Regions from separate parts of the Homo sapiens genome. Here region 1 is linked to region 2. The links are chromatin loops, found by intact Hi-C in ENCODE. Cell type or tissue: IMR-90. All regions are shown on one strand. Each heading gives the region's core, and the rest is flanking DNA. Links, peaks and the distances in the headings are about the cores only. Region 1 overlaps LOC124906267 (a long non-coding RNA gene). Region 2 has its middle 650 kb from the start of NECTIN3-AS1.

Evidence for each region. Hi-C counts contacts between places; a loop is a spot of excess contacts. Peaks named below come from ENCODE experiments on the same cell type or tissue, not always from the same donor. Only the 100,000 strongest peaks of a DNase experiment are listed, where the experiment ranks them.
Region 1: it touches region 2 in a loop (4-fold over the local background); 3 of 110 quality-filtered maps call a loop at or near these places.

The regions. Positions count from the first base shown.
Region 1 is chr3:109,729,028-109,734,420 of GRCh38, forward strand. All of the region lies in intron 2 of LOC124906267 (a long non-coding RNA gene), which reads left to right. Among named protein-coding and RNA genes, the nearest start is that of MIR4445, 130 kb to the left of the region's middle. In IMR-90, for the core only: a CTCF peak has its summit at 3,045 (motif pointing right); a DNase peak (open chromatin) is centred at 3,074.
Region 2 is chr3:110,417,824-110,423,216 of GRCh38, forward strand. No RefSeq gene overlaps it. Among named protein-coding and RNA genes, the nearest start is that of NECTIN3-AS1, 650 kb to the right of the region's middle. In IMR-90, for the core only: no CTCF peak of the experiment used is centred there; DNase peaks (open chromatin) are centred at 2,458 and 2,758; H3K4me3 peaks cover 280 bases; H3K27ac peaks cover 2,615 bases.

The DNA of each region.
Region 1 (5,393 bases), core at 298-5,297, 690 kb before region 2:
AGAATTCTTTGCATTCTAATTCCAGATATTGATTGACCATGTGTTACTTTGGGAACAACAGCTGACTTCTTTCCTTAGTAAGATAATGAGAAAATTACTGACCTCCTCTCCAGAGAGGTTTGGCAAATAGAGGATTACAAAATGCTTTGCATTAGAAGTGCTAAATATTCTTCTAAGTGCTTTCATTTTTCTTGGCATAGCAGTGTTCATTTATGGACCATTTTATGGGAAGGCTTTAACCAGGAAGTACATGTGACTATGTTTAGTCACTGCAAACATCTGTACATTCAAGAGGATCTGACTAAAAGGGAGTTCTAGAACTACAAACATAGCCTGACAGCCTGACCATGTGCCTGTAAATGAGGACACCAAGAGCTCCCATTCCATGTTTTCCAGATGGGCTCACTCTTGAGCTATAAGACCTGCAACTTAGCCATTCTGAATCGTTGCCTACTCACTGTTAGACACTCCTAATTGTGCCATTACTGGGTAAGGTAGAAAACAATGTGATTGAGATTAGATGGAATTCAGCACAGAAAAGGAATCTCAAGGCCACGGTGGCATGGCAGTCTAACGTGACTGGAGCTATTCCAGTATTGGCGAACACTTTAAAAAGAAAACAAATGGGGGACCAACGAACATTTCCCTTGTCACTGTTTCAACACCTCAAGGCAGAGCTCTGTTTCGCCACTGAATTTTTTTTCATTTTTTCATTTTTTAATTTGAGACGGAGTCTCTCTCTGTCACCCAGGCTGGAGCGCAATGGCGCGATCTTGGCTCATTGCAACTTCCACCTCCCGGGTTCAAGTGATTCTCCTGCCTCAGCCTCCCGAGTAGCTGGGATTACAGGTGCCTGCCACTATGCCCAGCTAATTTTTGTATTTTTAGTAGAGACAGAATTTCACTCTGTTAGCCAGGATGGTCTCAATCTCCTGACCTCGTGATCCACCTGTTCTCAGCCTCCCAAAGTGCTGGGATTACAGGCATGAGGCACCGCGTCCGGCCCTGAATTTTTAAATGGAAGTGTGTGTTTCCATCGCATTTGTTTTCCTGACAGTTCAGGTGGTATGAGGTTTCCCCAGGCCAGCTGCAGCCCACTTGCCCTTGGCTCCCTGCTTCTCTGTGGTGCATCTTCCTAGCCTCCTCATAGCTTAAGGGTTTTCAAGCACACTGAGTTTGTGTTAGTAAAATATTTAGTTGCACTAGAATCTACAACTTGCAAAGGTCCTCCAGCAGAACTGAGAAGAAATTATTGTAAAAAGATGACTACCTCCCCTCTTTAAAGACACACACACACAAACACACACACACACAGAGAGAGAGAGAGAGAGAGAGAGAGAACTGGAGAACTGCCACATATCTAGTGAAGGGTGTAGCTGTTACTACACTTAGCTCCTCCACGCTCACTCTAGCACCATGTATAACTACATTCTAAGACCTGTTTTAAGGCCACCATGTGATTCTGTATGGACTTCAGCCTGCCCAACTACACCTTTGCTCAGACCCTTTCTAGGTACTCACTAGGTTCATTTGCTCTCCCTCAACTGTTTGGTGAGTACCTTCTCTGTGATAACACAACTCAAGGTAACAGGAAGAAACACAGTTAAAATCCCTTCCTTTATGGAATTTGAACTGTAGATTTGGAGACTCTGTTTTTGAACCTGTAAGTTACAGTACAACTTCAGATAGTAACAAGTGTCAAGAATAAAATAAGCTGGGGAAAGAGAGTTATAGAGTTAGAGTTGTCAGGGAAGGTCTCTCTTGATGTACAAAAAGCTGTGCACGTTTTATGTATACAACTCCATCCATTTGGAGATAAGTGTACACCCATTGTATTAGTCCATTCTCATGCTGCTAATAAAGACATACTCGAGACTGGGTAATTTATAAAGAAAAAGAGGTTTAATGGACTCACGGTTCCATGTGGCTGGGGAGGCCTCACAATCATGGCAGAAGGCAAAAAAGGAGAAAGGCAGGTCTTATGTGGCGGCAGGCAAGAGAGGACATGTGAAAGGGAACTCCCTTTTATAAAGCCATCAGATCTTATGAGACCCATTCACTGTCATGAGAACAGTACGGAAAAGACCTGCCCCAGAATTCAACTACCTCCCACTGTGTCCCTCTCATGACAGGTGGGAACCATGGGAGCCACAACCTGAGATTTGAATGGGGACACAGCCAAACCACATCACCCATGAAATCATCACTGTCACTTATTACTCATCATTATTATTATTGCAGTAAGAACACAATGTATGATCTACCTTCTTAGTAAGTTTTTAAGTATACAATAGTGTTACCTATAGGCACTATGCTATGCAATAGATTCTAGGACTTATTCATCGTGTATAACTGGAACTGTGTACTCTTTGACTAATATCTCCCCATTCTCTCTTAGCCCCTGAAAACTGCAGTTCCACTCTCTGCTCCTATGGGTTTGACTATTTTAGACTCAGCATATAAGTCATGTCGCGTAGTGTTTGTCCTTCCGTGTCTGGCTTATTCCATTTAGCGTGTTCTCCAGGCCATTCACGTTGTAGCATGTGACAGGATTTTCTTTTTTTAAGACTTTATAATATTTCATTTTTTGTACATACCGCATTATCTTTATCCATTTGTCTGTCGATGAACATATAACACGTTGCTTCCACATGTTGGCCATTGTGAATCATGCTGCAGTGAGTACAGGGATGGAGATGTATGAGTCTGGATCTTAAAGTGTGCCTGCTTGTGTCTAGTGATCATGTTTCCACCAGTCTCATCAGGTGTTGCCATGTCACCTGAAGCCAGACAACCCTACTGGAGCTGTGGTTGGCTGAGCCGCAGTTCTCTATAGCACTCAAAGGAAGGGCATTCTTTATATATAAATTGCTTCTATGTTTCACAATTTAGGCTTGGAAAAAATAGATAAAATCTGCTTTTTTGTGTTCTTCATCATTGTCTGAATACTTCTTTTTCACTAAACGTAATCCTTAAAAACCACCTGAAAATGATGTGAGAAAGATGTTCCTCTCACCCCTATGTGAGCAAGGCTGTAGTGACAAGATTTGGCCACTAGATGGTGGGTATATGTCAGTACTGTGCAGTAATAACAGTGTTTCTCTTTGACAAAGGAGTCAAAGAATAAGTTAATGTATTAAAGAAACACAAAATACATGTGCATTTAAAATTCTGTTTGGTTGAAATAATTGGCAAGAGAAAAAAGAAAAGATAAAAAAGCACCATTTTCTGCAGTCCACGTTTTGTTTTTACATTTTTCCTTGAGAGGATTTTTGGCTTCTTTTTAAAATGGTCTTATGACATGAAATACTCATATATGTAAGACAGAAACCCCACAGATCATGGCTATAGCTGTGGAGCAGATTCCTCTTACTCCTCATTTCATCCGCTGAACTGAGACCTGTTTTCCAGCAGAAAGTGTCTTTTGCCATCTTTGTGCCTCCAGGAACTTGCATAAGTCTTGCAATGTCTTAGGTGTTCAATAATTCTTATTTTAAAAAATGAGCAAATGAACAAAATCTGTTTCCTTCTGCATTTTTTTTCCAGTAAGAGGGAAAGGTCTTCCCCTGTTTTTCTCTCTTCCACTTGCACTCATGAACATTTTCACATGAGGAAGGAAGGAAAAAGTATATCCTATTTTCCAGACACTATTTTTCAGACACCATAAAGCACACCATCTTAGAAACAGGAAGCCTTAAGGACTAAGGAAGAGGTGGGAACATGGACCACAGTTGGAATTGCCAAAGCCCAGGATCCTGTAGGGTCCTCCCAGTGTGCACTCTCAGACTCTCTCCCTTTTGCATGAACTATGGTGGCACTGGTGGGGAATTACCTTCATTAATTGATTGTCTGGGAGATTACCTATAGTCAGGGAACCTGACTCTATTACACACCTTTCTCTTTCCAGTGATTGACACTTTGCCGGGCATAGAGTAGGTATCTGAAATAATAGACTCCCCATTGTTTACTTTCTTATTGACAGACTGAAATCTTGAGTTAATGTAATACCTAGAACTGTCCATAAAGTTTTGGGTAAATAATGCAAATATGAGCGATTGTGACTGTATTGAGGTATCTGTGATGACTGAGAATTGCTCAGATCTCAAGTTTTCTTCATGAGATAATTTGAATGTTCAGTGCATTATACTTCATGCCTTTACCTGAAATGTATCACTCAGTGTGAATGCTCACTGTATTTCTTTATTGATTAAAATGAAAGAAACAGAAAAGTAAAAGATTAGAATTTCGTTCTCTTTTTTATGGCCAGAAAATAAAAGGCAATTACTTCCCCCTCTAGTCATATGGTTACATTTATTTGGTAAGTGGTATTATAATAGAAGTGCATGGATTTCACTTATACTTAAATTTTATTAAAATGATCTTCAAACTTTTTAGTGCTACTAGACATGCTTTGGGGGTCTCAAGTATTGCTTTAAACATATGACCCATCTCTCCTATGCAGAGATTCTTGCTGTGATGAAATTTTTTTGGATAAGAAATTATCTGAACCATTATATGTTTCCCGATGTGTCTTCTGAGAAGAGTCTAGTTATAATATTCCCGGAAAGCTCTTCCTTGTTTATCTTAGTTTCTTTACAAGCCTTGTCTTAGAGTGTCAGTAAGAACAATAATCACTTATATGTGCATAAGGCTTTACCTTTTTAAAGGTGTTATATACACTTTTATTCATTTCATCCTCACAGTAATAAATTAAGCAGTATGGAGAGACCCACTTTACAGATGAGAAACAGAGGCTGAGATATTTTCCAGACACATTCATAGCAATAATACTGAAGGCAAAAAAAATTAGGTTCCAATTATAGTTTTCAGATTCCTCATTTTTTCCTGACCCATGCCATTTCTCAATTGTGCTAATATCAGTTCATTAGAGAAGGTGGCTTTGGAGTAAGAACTTGTTTTATTTAGCACACCTGAAAGGGCATCTCAATAACAGTCTCTTGGCTAGTAGCCTTTTTCTTATTCATAATATAGAGAAAGAAGCTCTATAATGATTAGCCAATATCTGCCATGTATTCCAGGCCCCTGACAATGAGCACACGAGCATTGGTGTTACTATTTTTGGGTACAGCATTTATTAATAGATTAGATATTACTTGGGGAAAAGGGCAATGCTTCATCAAAAGACAAAGTGCTAGCTTTGATATCTCTTTGTGCAGCTGCTGAACATTTCTAGTGCCTGCTTCTAATCTAAAGACTAGCTGGTGGATTTGCCCTTTTTCTTGTGAAATATCTGTTCTTATGAGAAACTAGTATCAATGCATATTGAGAATTTTTATGTCTTATTAAAGGTTGTTCACTGATATTTGTAGGATCCTGCAGCACCTACCACGTTATTATCAGGCAAATTTTAACTTTCTTTGAGAGAAATAATG
Region 2 (5,393 bases), core at 103-5,102:
ATGACAAGTCGGACCTAATTAAAGATCTTCTGCACAGCAAAAGAAACTATCAATAAACAGACAAGCTATAGCGTAGGAGAAAATATTTGCAAACTATGCATTCAACAAAAGTCTAATATCCAGAATCTATAAGGTACTTAAGCAATTCATCAAGCAGAAAACAAATAACTTTGTTAAAAAGTGGGCAAAAGACATAGGCAGACATTTCTCAAATGAAAACATACAAGTAGCCAACAAACATATTAAAAAATGTTCAACATCACTAATCATCAGAGAAATTTAAATCCAAACCACAATGACATACCATTTCACACCAGTCAGAATGGCTACTACCAAAAACAAACAAACAAACAAACAAAAAACATGCTGGTGAGGCGTCAGAGAAAAGGAAATGCTTATACACTTTTGGTGGGAATGTAAATGAGTTCATCCACTCTGGAGAGCAGTTTGGAGATTTCTCATAAAACTTAGAACCACCACTGGATCCAGTAATACCATTACTGGATATATATCCAAAAGTAAATAAATTGCTCTAACAAAAAGACATAAGCACTCATATTCATCACAGGGCTATTCACAATAGCAAAGACATGGAATCAGCCTAGGTACCCATCAATGGTGGATCCATAAAAAATAATGAAATTATTTCTTTGTGACAGTATGGATGCAGCTAGAGGCCATTATTCTAAGCAAATTAACACGAGAATAGAAAACCAAATACTGCAGATTTTCACCTACAAGTGGAAGCTAGACACTGGGTACTCATGGACATAAAGACAGCAATAGCAGACACTGGAAACTACTAAGATGGGGAGACAAGGAGGGGGCCAAGAGTCCAAAAGCCACCTATTGGGTGCTATACTCACTACCTGGGTGATGGGATCATTTGTACCCCAACCTCAGCATTACATAAGGTATCCATGTAACAAACCTGCACATATACCCCAAATCTAAAATAAGAGTTGAAATTATAGATAAAATAAAAGTTTTATCAACATATATGTATCACTATATGTATTATATTATGTATAATTAATATAATAAATATGTATCAATAAAATATATTTTTTCCAGCCAGTCATTCATGTTACCTGTCCTCCTGTTCTTTAACCTCACAAAAATAAAATTGGGCTTTCAAAGTTTTTTTTCCTGTTGCCCAGTAGAAAAAAAATGTTGTGGCTTCTACTTAAAGTCATCTAATTTAACATCAAGGCTAAAACAGGGAGAATATCAAGAAGCTTAAGTATGTGGACAGAGAAGGAGACATTTTCATAAGTGTTAAATAACAAACAGAGAAATTTTCCTGAATGCTTCACTTCACATGACATTTGCCTTCATAAAGATTGCTCAGTACAGAAAAAAAAGAACTTTGAGAAACCCTTGAAAAAATGTATGAGATAGAACTGAACAGGCATGAGCTGTCATGCCTAGGATAAGTCAAAGAAGGAAGTCACCATGAAACATACAAAACAAAAGTGACATGGGAATCACGAGGTCATAGAATTAAGCCTGCCACCCGGTGGAATGTCACACAGCATGCAAATTAAAATTAAGGTCTCAGTACTGAGCTACTCAAGTAAAGGGATGAGCATTGTTGGAATATACCTTGAGTTGGACACACAAGTCCACTATGGTGAGATGTTTTTTAATGTCTCTACTAAACCTAATTTGATTCTGCAGAATATCTGCCTTAAAGTAACATTACATTTAGGTCTATCTAACTCCATTCTTTTGAAATACAAATTGGCCTACCCACTTAGTTCTCCATATGTAATATGTCAGGAATAAGAATTTTTCTTTGTAATAACTAGTCACATTAATAAACATTTCTTAGTATCTTTTGATACATAGAACAGACTCTTGCTTGAGTATTAGGAAATATGAAGAAAGTTTATTGCCCTGTGAGAAATTCGTAATTGGTCACTTGGTGAATTTGTACTTTATTGCTTTTCCTCTGAGAAATGCATTCCTTGGTTTATAAGACCTTGAAATCTCTAAGATAAAGAAATTTTGTTTCTATTAATGTTGAGAAACGTCATCACTATTATGTTTTTATGGTTGGATCTTTGGTGGTTACCCATTATCATTACAGACAACAATTTCACACTGTGCCTCTAACATTCTCAAATATATGAATTAACAAAGAAATTGTATGAAATCCTGAGAAGCACAGAAAAATGTATGTCTTTTTTTTTCTTAAGCTAGATATTTAAGAACAAGGCACAATACATCTTGAAAAAAAGATTTATAGAACTAATAAAATCTTGGCAAATAAAGCATTATGATTCCATTCACAAATGTGATAAAGACAGTAAGCTAAACTTTCAAAGCTGCATCTTAGACACTTTATCCTAACTAGGTTTTCTAAGATTTAACCACCCATGCGAATTACTATGTGTTGTGAATTTCAAGTACCATTTTTGCCTTTATTTATTGGATCTGCTAATTTTTCACTTCTGAGTCACAGCATTCCAGCTGAGTAATCATTGCATCATTATTTTAAAAAAAGGAAAGAAAGGAAGGGAGGGAGGGAGGAAGGAAGAAAATTATAAAACTCATAACTTTTTTGCAAAACAAAACCATGTTTTCCTCCAAAATACAAGAATTGACAGCAGAGTTTATGCTTTTCTCACAATTGCAAATACAGTTGACCTTTGAACAACATGCATCTGAATTGCACGAGTCCACTTATACATGAGTTTTCTTCTGCGTCTGCCACATCTGAGACAGCAACACCAATTTCTTCTCTTCTTACTCCTCCTCAGCCTACACACTGTAAACACAATGAGGATGAAGACCTTTATGATGATTCATTTCCACATAATAAATAGCAAATATATTTTCTCTTCCCTGTAATTTTCTTAGTAACATTGTTTTTCCTCTAGCTTATTTAATTGTACAAATTCAGTTGTACAAATTCAATTGCACAATTAAATAAGCTAGAGGAAAAACAATGTTACTAAGAAAGTATATAATACGTATATAAAAGCATATAATACATATATAAAATATGTGTTAATAGACTATGTTGTCAATAAGGGTTCTGGTCAACAGTAGGCTATTACTAGTTAGAAGTTAAAGGAGTCAAATGCTACATGTGAGTTTTTCATTGCATGGGGGTTGGCGCCTCTAACAACCGCATTGTTCAAGAGTCAACTGTACTTTTCATTATTAAAAAAAGAAAAAACTATACTCACTAAAAACTTAGTTGCTGATAGAAGCACTCCTAGCATCAAAATCTGTATTACCCAGAGTTTTCCAGAGAAACAGAATCCACAGGCTATGAGTGTGTGTGTTTATATGTTAATATCTAAATGTATATATATAAGCAGAGGTTCATTTTAAAGAATTGGCTCATGCAATTATGGAGGCTCAGTGTATCCAAAATCTTGTAACGTTGGTCACCGGTCTGGAGACTCAGGGAAGAGTTGAAGTTTGAGTCCAAAGGCTGTCTGTGGCAGAATTTATTCTTGTTGTGGAGGTTGAGTCTTTTTTTTCTATTTAGGCCTTTAATTGATTGGATGAAGCCCACTTATGTTACAGAGGGCTCTTTTCTTTACTCAAAAGTTCCCTGACTTATATGTTAATCTCATCTAAAAAACACCTTTACAGAAAACATCCATAATAATGCTTCATCAAATATCTGGGCACCATGGCCCAGCTGAGTTGACACATAAAATTAACCATCACAAACATAGATATAAAACCAGTTCTATCAACAGAAGAAAAACTCAAGGAGAGAGAAACATTGTTACAAGGCCAGGTACCCATTGCCCCTTTTATCTCAGCTCAGATGTGCCTGCAGTATGTTTAAAAGAGCACAAAGCCCAGTTACCAAAACTGTTTCTTCTGAAAATCATGCATGTGTGTGTTTATGTGTGCATAGCCCAGATGTATTATTCTAATGGAAATTTTAAGCAACATGGAATAATATTTTAGAATTTGTAAATCCTTACATATCACCATGTCATCAGTGACCTTATCTGTAGACAGAGTATCTTCCATTCCCCATCCCCTAAGCCCTAAGGGAGAAATATTTTCTGCTTCTTTATTTCAATTTTCTCTCTTAGATTGGATTGCCTTGCTGTCTAAATATGAAGCATTTTGTGACCAACTGTATCAAGTGCCTTTCTTCTCTATATTCATAACTCTTCATAAATTATCTATTCTTTGTTAAATTTGTGGGAATTCAAAAACAGTGCATTTCAAACTTTTTAAATGAATGTCATGTGTATATCATTGGGGTCAACCATTTTAAAGGACAATGGTTGTAGAAAAGCAGCTCTTTCATACATTCTACATTTTGATTTTGTTATGGTTTGACAGTGTCTCCCCAAAAGCAGGCATTGAAAACTTAATCTCCAGTGGAAGTTTTGGGAGGTGGGGCCTAATGAGAGGTGATTAGGCCATAAAGACTTTGCCCTCATGAATAAATTAGTGGCTTTATCACAAGAGTGGGTCTCTTGTAAAAAGACAGTTTTGCCTTCTTTTGTCTCTCCCTTGCCCTCTCTTTGCCCTCCCACTCTTCTGCTATGGGATGATGTAGCGAGAAGACCCTTGAAAGATGCTGGCATCTTGATCTTGGACTTTCCAGCCTCCAGAATGTGAGAAATAAACTTATGTTCCCTACAAATTACCCAGTCTCAGATATTCTATTATAGCAGCACAAAACAGACTAAGAGATTATCTGAGCTTTTGCAGCAGTACCCTGAGAATAGTCAGTAAGAATTATTAATGACAATGATGATAGTGATAGTGGTGAAGATAGTGAGAGTGGTGGTAATGCGGAAATGACAAGAAAGTAAAAAGGGCAATCGTGAGAATAATCTCTAAGTCAAGACTGAACATAAAGTATCACAGTCCAACTTGAATTCCACCATTTAAGATAACATTATTTACTATTTTCATTTCAACCTTCTATATTTGCTAGATTTTCTTTGCCAATACCAGCGAGAAATTGGCCAAGAACTATGTTACAGACCAACTACATGTCCCTTGTGGGACTGATTAATTAAAACCTGGCACTGATGAGATAAAGCTGATCCAGAAAGTGGTCGCTAGCAATATATTCCTTAGGGATTCCCAAGATTAGCTAGTAATAGGCACCTGAGGGCTATGTGACTAGCTAATATACAAGCTGAAGGGATTTCAGAGCTTTCCTTGAGTCAAGTTCATCTGCTCATGCTCAGCTTCATCTCTCATGACTTTGCATGTTTCAAATATAGAATAATTATGACATTAGAAGTTGGGCCTGGGGCTCACAAAACCTCCACTTTGCTGTTTCTGCGCATGCTGTGTTTGGTCCTGTCCAGTATTATTTCTTAAAGATAAGTAGACAATGCTGGGTAAAACCTATTGTGTCTCATGATTTTGACTGTTCATTTGAACTCAAG